2 separate regions of the Homo sapiens genome follow, and region 2 is linked to region 1. A link is a loop called in an ENCODE intact Hi-C map of the cell type or tissue named here. Cell type or tissue: heart left ventricle. All regions are shown on one strand. Links, peaks and the distances in the headings refer to the core of each region. The heading gives the core; the rest is flanking DNA. Region 1 overlaps AGMAT (agmatinase (putative)). Region 2 overlaps DDI2 (DDI proteasomal shuttling factor 2).

What was found. A loop is a pair of places that touch in the nucleus more often than their neighbours do. Peaks named below come from ENCODE experiments on the same cell type or tissue, not always from the same donor. Only the 100,000 strongest peaks of a DNase experiment are listed, where the experiment ranks them.
Region 2: a loop joins it to region 1, with 2.0 times the contacts of the local background. A loop is called at or near these places in 1 of 110 quality-filtered maps.

The regions. Positions count from the first base shown.
Region 1 is chr1:15,570,894-15,578,332 of GRCh38, forward strand. It overlaps AGMAT (agmatinase (putative)), which reads right to left. Exons shown (of 7, transcript NM_024758.5): 5 at 6,792-6,971; 6 at 3,864-3,948; 7 at 806-2,831. The coding sequence ends at 2,758. DNAJC16 (DnaJ heat shock protein family (Hsp40) member C16) reads left to right here. Exons shown (of 15, transcript NM_015291.4): 15 at 1-840. Among named protein-coding and RNA genes, the nearest start is that of AGMAT, 10 kb to the right of the region's middle. In heart left ventricle, for the core only: no CTCF peak of the experiment used is centred there; no DNase peak of the experiment used is centred there.
Region 2 is chr1:15,652,764-15,660,202 of GRCh38, forward strand. DDI2 (DDI proteasomal shuttling factor 2) reads left to right here. Exons shown (of 10, transcript NM_032341.5): 9 at 3,854-3,916; 10 at 7,074-7,439. The coding sequence ends at 3,870. RSC1A1 (regulator of solute carriers 1) reads left to right here and starts at 6,950. Exons shown (of 1, transcript NM_006511.3): 1 at 6,950-7,439. The coding sequence starts at 7,106. In heart left ventricle, for the core only: a CTCF peak has its summit at 3,873; no DNase peak of the experiment used is centred there; H3K27ac peaks cover 386 bases.

The DNA of each region.
Region 1 (7,439 bases), core at 1,698-6,697:
CTATCAACATTGATGTTTTTAGAGATGGGTTCTTCTGGTTGATACAGACTATGCATTGCGTTTAGCAGATGGGGTAAAACTGGCCTAAAACAAGTCTTTGCAGAATACATGCCAATTTCCAAAAAAAAAAAAAAATTTGTTGCTCAGGTGTTGCACAATTTTTATCTAACACTGAGGCTATCAGCTCCAACTAAACAACATTTCAGTGGGTGAGGCTGCCCTAACTTCCATTAGGGGCCATGGTCTCACTGCCATCACTTATTAGCCATGAGAATTTGGTTGTAGTTTTCAGGTAGGTTGGTTTCTTCCTCATTTGCAGCTTGTTGATACTTGTTCCTTTTTATTTATTAACATCCCAATCAATTTGCAGCTGCCATCATTACATAAATATTTTTCTGTTATAAAAAGAAGTGTGATCTGTTTTTTTAGTGATTTCCTTTGTTTGGGAATAGAGATTGGAAGCACATACTCAGACCTGTTTTGTTAACTAGAATTCTTTAAAAGCTGATGCCAAACATCTTTACAGAGGAACTGTAGTTCACATCCACCTGTCTGACATTGTCCCCTAAAAACAAGTGCAGTGTGGCAGCTGCTGAATCTGTCTGTTCAGTTTGTCAAGGAGGATAATTATGCTTGGGAGAGATCTGAAAAGAAGGTGAATATTTTGCACTTTTGATACTCTTAGGAACAAATAACTTATTTGGCAAATTGTTTCTTTTTTATGTTTTGGGTGTTGTTTTTGTTTTTTGACTTTTTTTGTATTGTGAACAGGCACTGAAGCTGATGTTATTTTAAGATTACAGAATGGAAAAAGAAATAAACTATTTTAATGTCTGATAATTATGGGGTAGCCCTTGCATTGCAAGATGATGATTTGATTATGGACACATTATCAACAGAATTGAATTTGCATGGAACTCAAGACACGCTTAAGATCACCACAGCATAACTGCAGATTTCAGGAATTACAGTCATAGAGGGTACATCAACTTGAAGAGTAGATTGAGTCTTACAGGAAGTGAGTTACAATAAGTAACATTAAGAGCCCAGCTGCCAGCCTGGCCAACATGGTGAAACCCCGTCTCTACTAAAAATACAAAAATTAGCCGGGCGTGGTGACGCATGACTGTAATTCTAGCTACTCAGGAGGCTGAGGCAGCAGAATTGCTTGAACCCAGGAGGCGGAGATTGCAGTGAGCTAAGATCGGGCCACTGCACTCCAGCCTGGGGGACAGAGCGAGACTCCATCTCAGAAAAAAAAAAAAAAAAAAAAGCCCAGCTGACATTTTCCAGTTTTGTTTTGTTTTCTGGGGTTTTTTTGTTTTGTTTTGTTTTGTTTTGTTTTTTAGTAGAGACGGGGTTTCACCATGTTGGCCAGGCTGGTCTTGAACTCCTGACCTCAGGTGATCCTCCCGCCTAGGCCTGGGATTACAGGCGTGAGCCACTGGGTCCGGCCTGCTTTTTTTTTTTTTTTTTTTTTTTTGGAGACGGAGTCTCACTCTGTCACCCAGGCTGGAGTGTAGTGGCATGACCTCAGCTCACTGCAACCTCCACCTCCCGGGTTCAAGCAATGCCCCTGCCTCAGCTTCCTGAGTAGCTGGGACTATAGGCACGCGCCACCACGCCCAGCTAACTTCTGTATTTTCAGTAGAGATGGGTTTTCACCATGTTGGCCAGGCTGGTCTCGAACTCCTGACCTCAAGTGATCTGCCCACCTCCGCCCCCCAAAGTGCTGGGATTACAGGCATGAGCCACCGTGTCCAGCCTTAGGTTTTCTAGTTTAGAAGACATTTTGTGTACCCTTCTAGGCCTCTGAGCAAGAAGTTTCTTCATTAGGCTCTCCGTGTTACTTTATACTTTTTACTTACGTTCACAGTGGTCCTAAAACCAAGATGCAGCCCTAAGCACCTCATAGGAGAAGCTGTATTTTTTTTTTTTTTTTTTGAGATGGAGTCTTGCTCTGGCACCCAGGCTGGAGTGCAGTGGTGCGATCTCAGCTCACTGCAGCGTCCGAGGAGGAGCTGTAGTTTAAAGGAAGATACTCAATACTCTAGGAAGCAGATCATCAAAATTTTAAAAAGCGGCTGGGTGCGGTGGCTCATGCCTGTAATCCCAGCACTTTAAGGAGGCTGAGGCGGGCGGATCACCTTAGGTCAGGAGTTCAAGACCAGCCTGGCCAATGTGGTGAAACCCTGTCTCTACTAAAAATACAAAAATTAGCCAGGCGTGGTGGCAGGCACCTGTAATCCCAGGTACTCAGGAGGCTGAGGCAGGAGAATCGATTGAACTCGGGAGGCGGAGGTTGCAATGAACCGAGATCATGCCATTGCACTCCAGCCTGGGTGACAAGCAAAACTCTATCTCAAAAAAAAAAATGTTTAAAAGGAAGATATAGAAATATGGAATGCTTATACAGTATTATTTCATAGTTTTTTTAAATGTCATGTTTCTAATGTTTAGATAATCTTGAAAGAAATTCTCCTCACTTCCCCTTTATCCTCCATCTTTCATCAAAGGAAAAAAAATCAAAGCAGTACAAGTACTCCTTTTTTTTTCCCCCAATTAATCCAAGTTCCTTAGAAATGTTGCTGTTTGGGTGAGAATTCTACTGATTATCCCGACTTCACAGCCAGCAATGACACTTTCAGCAGAAAGTTTTCTTGGCATAAACTCTTTAGTTCTCAGACTGCTTACTCATAAGTTCTTCTTGAGAACTTGTCAGCGACGCAATCTGTTTTGTCTTGAAGAGCACAAGACTCAGACGGTTGTCACTTTGGGGAGAGCACATAGCATCTCAAACAGCAGGTTAGCCGCCAGCAGGGCTGTGTTCCCTAAGAAAAAGTAAAACCTCACATGAATACCCTGCAGACGACCCGCTGAGCCAAGCCTTGGGACTCCTCAGCTTTCTCTTCCCCTTGTGCCTCCTTTTCCAGAGCCCTGTCTTGTGCACCCCTCTAGGGTGCCCGCCAGCTGTGAACACGCTTGCCCAGGCTCTCTGCCTCCATCAAGCATCATTTGGGAATCATATTTTAAAATTCAGAAAGTTCTTTGTTTACTCTGAGAACAGATTTTTCCCAAAGGAGAACCTATAATAATGATGTGTACTGTATTATCTATCCTCTGAGGTCGATAGGCCTAATTCCATAAGTTTGTCTACATTAAAATTATTGGGATGGCGTCTGCTTTGAAGATCTTAACCAGCTAAGTTCCTATTTGATAAATATTAACATATATTATTTATGCTTTAGAATTCACTTTGCAATGAAACATCAAAGGAGACGGGGATTGGGCCACCCTGTCACTAGACTACAGGCTGGTTTCTTTCTCTTCTGCTGATTGGTGGGCAAGCTAATGATACTTAACTACCTCCTGGGGGTTTTGTTAGGGTTAATGAGCTCATGTTTGTAAGGTGTGCAGTAATAGGTGTGTTTTCTTCACCATTGGACATGCTCAGCTGCTTCCCCAAGTCATATAAGGGACTCATCTTTTTTTTTTTTTTTTTGAGATGGAGTCTCGCTCTGTCACCCAGGCTGGAGTGCAGTGGCGCAATCTCAGCTCACTGCAACCTCCGCCTCCTAGGTTCTAAGCGATTCTCCTGCCTTAGCCTCCTGAGTACCTGGGATTACAGGTGTGTGCCACCACACCTGGCTAATTTTTATATCTTTAGAGAGATGGGGTTTCGCCATGTTGGCCAAATTGGTCTTGAACTCCTGACCTCAGGTGAGCTGCCCACCTTGGCCTCCCAAAGTGCTGGGATTACAGGCTTGGGCCACCATGCCTGGCCCCATTTTCTACTTATTAACTAGCTTCGTGTAATTTAAGCTACCGGCTGCCCATGGATCTCAGTCTCTTTGCTTACTCACCAGAAAGATCATACGGTGGTGAAACTTCGACAAGATCACAGCCCATCACGTTCAGGCCTTGACAACCCCTGATGATCTCCAGAGCCTATTCAAGATCAAGACTGAGTTGTCCACAGTGGTAATCATTTACAGTGAAAAGCACCCAGTAGAGCTTTTCCCAGCCCACGCCACCCTTTGACTTGGAATTGGCTTTCCCTCCATAAACATTTGTTGACTGCCAGGCACACTGGCAGGCCTCCCAGAGAAACAGATAATGCGTACACAGTCCCTGCTCCTCAGGGCTGCATGGTGTGGTGATGGAGACAAGGAAACCAATCGTTTCAATGTCATGCACCAAGGGCTTCAAGGAAAGCAAGCCCAGAATGGTATCAGCATAGGTAATAGCCTGGAGAGGTGGGTAAGGCTTCCCCAAGGTGGAAATACCCAGTTCAAGGGATAGGCCAGGCAGAGGGAAAAACACAGGCAAAGGCACCAAGATGGGAAAAGTTCAGGTAGTAAGATGTGGCCAGAAGACAGAGTAAGTGAGGGAGACTGATGGGAAGAGAGTGACCTTGTCTGAAAGGGTTCCCATCCTGCAGGTGAAAAGCCCAGAAGGTTGCTAAGCAGAGGGATGAGGAATGTGTTTCAGAAATCCCTCATGAGAAGAGAGGATGGTTACAGCCATTTCAAGAGAGAGAGTTATGGCCACCCTCCTTTAAGATCTTAGAGGATGTAAGGTACTTGATTAGGTTTAAGCAGTCTTCATTCATTTACTCTCAAATGTCTTTGAGTGCCTACTATTTGTATTAGGCACTGTCCTAGGCTCCAAGGACAAGGTAGGGAACAATACATAGGTCCTGCCCTTGGGGAGATTCTAGTCATAACCATTCTGCCCCCGTGCATTTACTCCCAGCACACATTATTGGAGCTTTATTTGGGTGTTTCTAAAACTCTTGAGCTTACCTTGGCAGGTAATTGTGCCATCACATGCACTTTTATTTATTTATTTATTTATTTATTTATTTATTTATTTATTTTTGAGACAGGGTCTCTGTCACCCGGGCTATAGTGCAGTGGTATGATCACGGCTCACTGAAGGCTTGACCTGCCAGGCTCAGTTGATCCTCCTGCCCCAGCCTCCCTAGTAGCTGGGACTACAGGTGCACACTAGCACACCAGACTAATTTTTATTTTTATTTTTAGTAAAGATGGGATCTCACTATGTTGCCCAGGCTGGGCTGAAACTCCTGGGCTCAAACGATCCATCCACCCTGGCCTCCCAAAGTGCTGAGGATAGTGCCTGAGCCACCGCGCCTGGCCCGTTGTATGCACTTTTATTTAAATTTAACCCTAAAAAGATAAGTTTAGTGTTTTTGTTTGTTTTGAGATGGAGTTTCACTCTTGTTGCCCAGACTGGAGTGCAATATCATGATCTCGGCTCACCACAACCTCAGCCTCCCAGGTTCAAGTGATTCCCCTGCCTCAGCCTCCCGAGTAGCTGGGATTACAGGCATGCGCCACCATGCCCGGCTAATTTTGTATTTTTAGTAGAAATGGGGTTTCTCCATGTTAGGCTGGTCTCAAACTCCCTACCTCAGGTGAACCACCCGCCTGATGCCTTGGCCTCCCAAAGTGCTGGGATTACAGGTGTGAGCCACTGCGCCCGGCCAAGTTTAGTGTTTTTGTTTGGTTGGTTGGTTGGTTTTTTTTTTGAGGTGGAGTCTTGCTCTGTTGCCCAGGCTGGAGTACAGTGGCACGATCTCAGCTCACTGCAACCTCCGCCTCCAGGGTTCAAGCAATTCTCCTGCCTCAGCCTCCCAAGTAGCTGGGATTACAGACGCCTGCCACCGTGCCGGGCTGATTTTTGTACTTTTAGTAGAGACAGGGTTTCACCATCTTGGCTAGGCTGGTCTCGAACTCCTGACCTTGTGATCCACCCGCCTCGGCCTCCCAGAGTGCTGGGATTCCAGGCGTGAGCCACGACACCTGGCCAAGTTTAGTGTTCTTTTTTTTTTTTTTTTTTTTTTTTTTTGAGATGGAGTTTCACTCTTTCGCCCAGGCCAGACTGCAGTGGTTCTATCTCGGCTCACTGCAAGCTCTGCCTCCCGGGTTCATGCCATTCTCCTGCCTCAGCCTCCTGAGTAGCTGAGATTACAGGCACCCGCCACCGCGCCCGGCTAATTTTTTTGTATTTTTAGTAGAGACGGAGTTTCACCGTGTTAGCCAAGATGGTCTCGATCTCCTGACCTCGTGATCCACCCACCTCAGCCTCCCAAAGTGCTGGGATTATAGACGTGAGCCACCGTGCCCGGCCAAGTTTAGTGTTCTTAAGAGAGGATACTATAATGTTGTTCCTATGAACTGTTGTTTTCATGACAGATGAACTGAAGGCAGGAAGAGCAAATAAAGGACAAAATAAGGGACTATTATATCCCAGATAGGAAATGAAGGCCCTTGCCAAAATCAATCACCCTTCAGTAAGAGGGTATTCAAACTTATCCTCAGCCCAGAGAACAGAAAAGGCCTAGGTGCTCTGCTCTTAAAATCCTACCTTGGCAGCCAGGCGCGGTGGCTGACACCCGTAATCCCAGCACTTTGGGAAGCCGAGGTGAGTGGATCACGAGATCAGGAGTTCAAGACCAGCCTGACCAACATGGTGAAACCCCATCTCTACTAAAAATACAAAAATTAGCCGGGCGTAGTGGCATGTGCCTGTAATCTCAGCTACTCAGGAGGCTGAGGCAGGAGAATCGCTTGAACCTGGGAGGCGGAGGTTGCAGTGAGCCGAGATCGCACCACTGCACTCCAGCCTGGGCGACAGAGTGAGACTCCGTCTCAAACAAACAAACAAAAATCCTATCCTGATTCCTAAAGATTCGCTTCAAGTCCCAGGAAAATGGGTGTTAAGTGTCTCCACCCCCAGGATCTTCACTGGTGGAATCTCCTTACCTGACTAGGAGTGAGACCAGCAATTTCAGGTGTCCCTGTCCCTGGCGCATAGGCAGGATCCAGAGCGTCAATATCAAAGCTGATATAAATGGGTTTGCCTCCCATCTGCTGCCTGACTTCCCCCATCAGAGGAACCAGCGACTTCATCCAGCAGTCTTCAGCCAGGACTACCCGGAAGCCCTGCAGAGACAGGGACTGAGGTTTCTGTCTGGCAGCATTTACAGGGCATTTCCTGTTTGCCAGCCCCATGCTCAGCTCTGTGTGCACATGACACTTGACCCTCCATCTCCATGAAGAGGGAACTATCCTATTTTACAGGTGAGGAAGGGAGGGACAATGAGTGGTAAGGAAGCAGGGTCAAAGCTGACTGATGGAGTTGGAATCAGAGAGAAGCTTTGCTAAAGCAAGAGTGGGAAACAGCAGCTCACGCTAGCACCTTTTGAATTGCTCTGTCCAGAAGACTGGCCTTGGCACGCTCTAAAAGCAAGGGATTTGGGTCTGTTCCATTGGGGTCTTGTCATACACGTCTATCTGAGAGCCATTCTGCCTAGAGGGTACGAGGACCAGAACTAAGAAGGTGGCAACTCATCTTGGGTCCGGACTTCCTCCCCTCTTTTTTTTTTCTTTTGAGATGGAGTCTCACTTTGT
Region 2 (7,439 bases), core at 1,686-6,685, 82 kb after region 1:
AGTGAGCTGAGATCGCACCACTGCACTCCAGCCTGGGTAAGAGAGCGAGACTCCATCTCAAAAAAAAATAATAATAAAAATTAAAAAAAAATTAGCAGGGTGCAGTGGCACACCCCCCGTAACCCCAGTTACTTGGGAGGCTGAGGCAGGAGAATTGCTTGAACTTGGGAGGCGGAGGTTGCAGTGAGTCAAGATGGCACCACTGCACTCTAGCCTGGGCAACAGAGTGAGACACTATCTCATAAAAAAGAGAAACATTCTGTTTTTTAGTATTTCAACAGATTAAGAACAGCTCAGTCCATTGCTGTGTTTAAGATAGATTGGGGTTATTTTGCTTAGACACATTTTAGAAGCTTCCTAAATTTTTTTAGGAAGTTTTTTTTGGATGTTTTTGTTTTTGTGATTTTCCTAAAGAAAATTTTGACAGTAAGCAGATGTTAACTTTTGAGTCCAACAGTATTTCCCTATTTCTTTCCTTTTCTTAGGACTGTTTTATTTTATTTTATTTATTTTATTTTATTTTATTTATATAGACAGAGTCTTGCTCTGCTGCCCATGCTGGAGTGCAGTGGCGCAGCCATGGCTCACTGCAGCCTCAGTCTCAGTCTCACAGGCTCAAGCAGATCCTCTCGCCTCCGCCTCCCAAAGTATTACAGGCATGAGCCACCATGCCTCTTAGGCCTGGTTTATTTTGAAAAGTATCATTGCTACTGTGTGTGAGCAGCCCTAACTTCACCGAAGACAGAAGAACCAACAAAAAGAAGTATAAATTTTTATTTACTTAATTAAAAAAAAAATTTTTTTTTGAGACAAGGTCTTACTCTGTCACCCAGACTGATCCTCCCATCTCCCCTTCCTGACTAGCTATGACTACAGGTGCCTGCTACCATGTCCAGCTAATTTCTGTATTTTTTGTAAAGATGAGGTTTTGCCATGTTGCCCAGGCTGGTCTTGAACTCCTGGGCTCAAGCAATCCACCCGCCTCAGCCTCTCAAAATGACAGGATTATAGGAACGAGACACCATGCCTGACCAGCATAATTGAACGTTACTGAAAATGCAGTGTTATGGTGTGAGATTACAGTATTGTCATCAGGCCATATTAGCACTGTATATATTGAAATCATGCTACCTAATACTTTTTTCTAAGTCTCAGTTATTTAGCTTGTTTAAATGTAATGATGGAGCTAAGTTTTCTAGGTAAAATGGGGTAACAGTTTTGCTGAAATCCCCCATTTATTATAGAACGGTGACTCTGGGATGTATTTTCTAGAAGCTGAATAGAATTTACTTTTGAGTTTGGGTTATTTTACAGTCTTGTGCTGGCATTATTCATCAGTATGACTAGTATCACACATTGCTTTTTCTAGTACAGTAAATTATTAAGAGTTACAAGTTCAGGGAATAGCTTTATCCTAAAGACGAAAGTGGTAAGAGTTTTAAAAACAGCCAGGCAGCTTTTGCCACTGTTTTACTGGAGAACATTCAGATGTCTGTCATTGAGCTTTAGAATGGGTGTGGGTGGCAGATGGAGTTTTCCAGGTTGACTTTGTTCAGAATCAACTCCATCACCTTTTGGCTTAGTTTTATGTATAAAGTACAGTTTGAGTCAGGGCGTGGTGGCTTATGCCTGTGATCCCAGTACTTTGGTAGGCCAAGGCAGGACGACCACTTGAGCCTGGGAATTTGAAACCAGCCTGGGCAACATAGTGAGTCTTTGTTTCTACAAGAAATTTAAAAAAAAAATTAGCCAGCCATGGTGGCGCGCCTATGGTCTCAGCTGTTTGAGAGGCTGAGATGGGAGGATCACCTAAGCCCAGGAGGTCAAGGCTGCTGTGAGCCATCATCGCTGCCACTGCAATCCAGCCTGGGTGACAGAGTGAGATCCTGTGTCCAAAAAAAAAAAAAAAACAACAGAATTGACTCCCATCACTTTTTGGCTCAAGTTTTTATATTAACTACAGTTTTGGTTGTAACTTAAGTATTTTGTAGGAAGGGAGGAATTTTGAACAACCAGACAGAGACTAACTTAATAGTTTTAATCTTACCTGCAAGGTAAGCTTGAATGAATTTGACATAGCTCCTTACAAGGTTTTGCATTTGGGGTGTAATTTATCATCTTAGTCGTGATGCTGTGTGTTAATATGAGGATATATTATCATTTTATGAAATGTCTTTTTTTTTTTTTTCCTTTTAACCTCCACAGTCTTGGTGCCATTATTTAAGAAACATTAGCTGATAATAGCAGTGTTTTCTAACCTACTAATAACAGTTATCCTTTTTTGGTAATTACCTTATTTTAGTAAAAGTTTGGAAGATTAAAACAGATACACATATGTTTCCAGGCTTAGTGAAGGGGATGTACCAACTTCAAAGAATTAAAAAGAAATGGCTTTTTACCTAAATAACCTTTTGTTGCTGGTAGTATAGCTTGTGCTAATTTTTGTAATGTTTAAGTAATGAAATAATTCTACATATCAGGTCCTTTTTATTTAGAACATCGACTTCCTAATATCATCCGAATAAATACTCTGGACATAGTAGGTGAAAGTATTTTGTTAACAACTTCTTTCTGGCCAAGCATGGTGGCTCATGCCTGTGGTCCCAACACTTTGGGAGGCTGAGGTGGGGAGATCACTTGAACCTATGGATTTGAGACCAGCCTGGGCAGCATGGCAAAACACTTGTTTCTAAAAAAAAAAACCACGGCTGGGCGCAGTGACTCACGCCTGTAATCCCAACACTTTGGGAGGCTGAGGAAGGGTGGATCACCTGAGGTCAGAAATTTGAGACCAGCCTGGCCAACATGGTGAAACCTCATCTCTACTAAAAATACAAAAATTAGCCAGGCATGGTTGTGGGCGCCTGTAATCCCAGCTACTCGGGAGGCTGAGGCAGGAGAATTGCTTGAAGCCGGGAAGCAGAGGTTGCAGTGAGCCAAGATTGCACCACTGCACTCCAGCCTGGGCAACAGAGTGAGACTCCTTCTCAAAAAAAAAAAAAAAGAAAAAAAATTAGCCAGGCATGGTGGCATGCACCTGTGGTCCAGCTACTTGGGAGGATGAGGTGGAAAGATCACTTGATCCTGGGGAGATCAAGGCTACAGTGAGTTGTGGTTGCACCACTGCACTCCAACTTAGGCAACAGTGAGACACTGTCTCAAAAAAACAACAAAAAAAAGAGCTTATTTTTTAAATACTTTATACTCTATTATAAACTCTATATTAAAATGTTTTAAAAAAAAAACATGTTTTTGATAGTAGGGATGGTGTCTCACTATGTTGCCCCAGCTGATTTTGAACTCCTGACCTCAAGGGATTCTCCCTCCTGGACCTCCCAAAGTGTTGGGACTGCAGGCCAGAGTCACTGTGTTCAGCTTGATGTATTATTTAAAAACTGATGAAAAGATAAGCTAGGATAGAATTTAATTAAGTGGTTTGTTTTCCTCTAAAATTGAATCTCAGCTGAGAAAGAAATTTGGAAAGGGACTGTTAGATATGTTCACTCACCTTTACTCCATAAGATTTTTTTAATCACCTAATTCGATCAGGTGGATCTACTTTCTTCACCTGTCTCACATTTGCCCGTGAATTCTCTATGTGTAGAAACAAAATTAATTTCTTTACAAGATCTATTAAAAATCTGTTGAAATTAACAGATTGCTGTGTGTATTGTGAGAGAATGGAAGCAACCAACAAATATTTTGGATGTCCAAACTACAGAAACATCCCTCAACTTGGAATCTACCAGTTCCTGATTTTAAAGATGGCAAAAGAACGGAAACTATAACCCTGCATGCTGTGTGGTTTGCATTGTTAACCCAAGTTTGCTTGTCTGTTTCCTAATTCACACAGAGCGTCAGAAGCCATGATGCATGTAGTGTGTGTGTACTGCAGCTGGAGTGGGCCCCAGACCAGGTATTTATAGACACCATGTTAAGCCTTCCATCCAGTTGTCATCTGTGATCTGACAGTCTGTATCCGCAGCAGTTTGGGAAGTTAGCATTTGTCATTCACCATTTCACCTTGTTCAATCTGGTTACAACTAGCCTATATGCATTTGTATTTTGGCATGCATACATGGATATGTAACATAAACTCCTGTTTAAAAATGGATTCGTTATTAGAACCATCCAACAGGGAGAAAATCCCAGTTAAAACAGTGTCTATTATATCTACCCCATCTTGGCTACTATAAATATCACATCAAGAATATTGGCCTCACAACACTTTGTTGTTGGAGATAACTATGCTTTCATGGGTTTCATAAGTGCCTTTCCTCTGAAAAACTGAAAGCTGTTCTTTTACATTACTGCATACAACTACCTGGAGTTATAGAGGGTTAGAAATTTTAATTTTGTTGAAGAAGAAATGGAAACTTAGGCCAGAGGACTTGTCAGGGGTGACTCTGAACAACAGGAACTAAGACTTTGCTTTTCCTTCTGTCTCTGGCCTGACAGATTTTCAGGAAGCACTCTGCTTCCATTTCCTCTGATGTAAATAATGGTAAACATCAGCTCGAATACATTGGCTGACTTACTAAGAGGAGGAAAGATGGTCTTTTAAACCAGCATCATAAGACTTTGTAGGAGTTTGCAAGCTGGTTGGAATTAGATACATAGCATTTAGTTTCTCTTCTTTCTTTCCTTTTTCTTTTCCTTGTAAGGATAGGTTAAAAGCAGGCATAGTTGAATTATTCTTAATATCCACTGTCCTCATCCTCTTCTCCTGTCATTCTGTAAACTGACCTAGTCCTCCCCTACGTTTAGGACTTAGGCTAGTGAAACTGACCTTCTCAGCTACAAGAGGACTATATGCTACTTTTTTAGTACAAAATTCATTGAGGGTGTGTTCACCTTGACCTCACTTGTTTATAACTAACACACAAATACCAGAAGGCCCTTACCATACCTCTTTATGTTGCTTACATGGATATTTCACTACAGTGCATTGTTTCTGTTAACATTAGTTCAAAATTCAACCTCTTCCAGAGTCAGCCTTAGTTTTAAATAAAACTAATAACTGTTAGACATCTGGTGGTATGAAAATAAAAAAACTAATAACTGTGTTTCTAGACTCTAATGGGTATAGCCTAAACTGAGATAAGTGCAGTTTTCCTTTTTACTCCTAAAGTGTAAGTAAGGTAAGATTGTTTCATGGGAAGTCAATAGCTTCCTGAAACAATGCTTTGTCTTCTCATGCTGTTAACCAGTAGTTTATTAGAATGATTTAAAGCCTTTTGAATATAACTGCTTTGCTGCTTTTTAAGATCAAGCCCTCTTGTTGGATGTTAACATTTAGTACTGAGCATTTGAGTTGCATCTGTCCTAATAATAGATTGTATTTTGAAGTCATTTTTGTTACTGACCTTTTGATTTTTATTTTTTATTATTATTATTTTTTATTTTGACTGAGTTTCACTCTGTCACCCAGGCTGGAGTGCAGTGGTGCAGTCTTGGCTCACTGCAACCTCTCCCTCCTGGGTTCAAGCAATTCTCCCACCTCAGCCTACCTAGTAGCTGGGATTACAGGCACCCACCACCACGCCTGGCTAATTTTTGTATTTTTAGTAGAGATGAGGTTTCACCACGTTGGCCAGGCTGGTCTCGAACTCCTGACCTCAGGTGATCCACCTGCCTCGGCCTCCCAAAGTGCTGGGATTACAGGCATGAGCCACTGTGCCCAGCCCTTTTTGATTTTTAATTAAAGATCTTACAATGGTCGGGTGCGGTGGCTCTTGCCTGTAATCCAAGCACTTTGGGAGGCTGAGGCGGGCGGATCACCTGAGGTCAAGAGTTTGAGACCACCCTGACCAACGTGGAGAAACCTCATCTCTACTAAAAATGCAAAATTAGTCGGGTGTGTGGCGCATGCATGTAATCCCAGCTACTCTGAGGCAGGAGAATCGCTTGGACCCGGGAGGCGGAGGTTGCGGTGAGCTCAGATGGCGCCATTGTACTCCTGTCTGGGCAACAAGAGCAAAACACAGTCTTAAAAAAAAAAAAAAATTCTTACACTTACATGCGTAGAGGTCAATTTTTAACTGGATTGGTGGCAAAAGAAGAGCTGGAAATGATGTTTAATGATACTATGATGCTTACACTGAGCCGTCTTGTTTGGGTGGTCTAAGGTAGCAGTGAATCTAAATAGTCATTGCCAGTTGAAAAACTATTAATGAACCATCTCCCTCCACATTCCCCTTTCTTTAAAACATTTAAATATTCTTAACTTAGTTGCACACTATTGATGTGATAAAAACTTATAAGCCTTTTAAGTTTAGAGTTGTATTATTTGGTAGGATGATGATTGTGATTTAATCTGCTGATCATTAGTTTACTTTTGTTTTCTGAGTCAGATGCTCACCCAGTTTTACCATGATTTTTGGAAAGCTTGGCTAGAAATAAAATAGAACATTTGCTTCTCTGTCCCCAAGCATTATGTTATTTCTTATTTCTCTTTATAATTCCCTCTCTGTCCAGGTATACCTGGTTTAAGACTTCTCATTTGTAACCTCAGTGTTCACATTTGAAACAAGAAAAGTGCATTAACATGAGAATCATTCTGGTGCAAAGATTCTCAGGATTTGTAATATCCTTAAGAATCACCCAAGGAGCTTATTGAAAATGCACATTCCTGGATTTACTCTCAAGTATGGTACCCCAGGGTCTGCATACTTCACAAGCGTCCCTGGTGGTTTTAGGGCAAGTGGTGAAAAAAGTACACTTGGAGAAACTATTCTAGAGTTGTAGACTAGACTAGGGAATAAAGAAACATAAATGTCCTTCATTCCTGAGCACTAACCCCGCCATTATGTGAATGCATATTAATGGATACTTAATCACATTGAATTACAGTATGCAGATTTTATTAAGAACATGTCTACCTCTTATTCTGATGCTGTGAATGTCTACCACAATGAGAAAGTAATTTTAAAATCATTTCTATTTGTGTAAGAGAAACCCGAGTTTGAGGACCTTATTTTATTCTACGCTGTTTAGATTTGTATCCTCTGGTAATTTAGTGGCATTAGTCACCTGCTAATTAATCTTTTTCCTTTCCCCTGTGTTCCATATAGAGAAAAGTGGTAAAGAATCTACCTCACTGGGAATGTCATCATTACCAACTTCAGATGGGTTTAACCATCCCGCCCGTTCTTCAGGACAGAGTCCTGATGTTGGTAATCCTATGAGTCTTGCTCGCTCTGTCTCTGCTTCAGTCTGCCCTATCAAGCCCAGTGACTCAGATCGCATTGAACCTAAAGCTGTGAAGGCTTTGAAGGCTTCAGCTGAATTCCAGCTAAACTCTGAAAAGAAAGAACATCTTTCTTTACAAGATCTTTCTGATCATGCTTCCTCAGCAGACCATGCTCCAACAGACCAGAGTCCAGCTATGCCTATGCAGAATTCATCCGAAGAAATAACTGTTGCAGGTAATCTGGAGA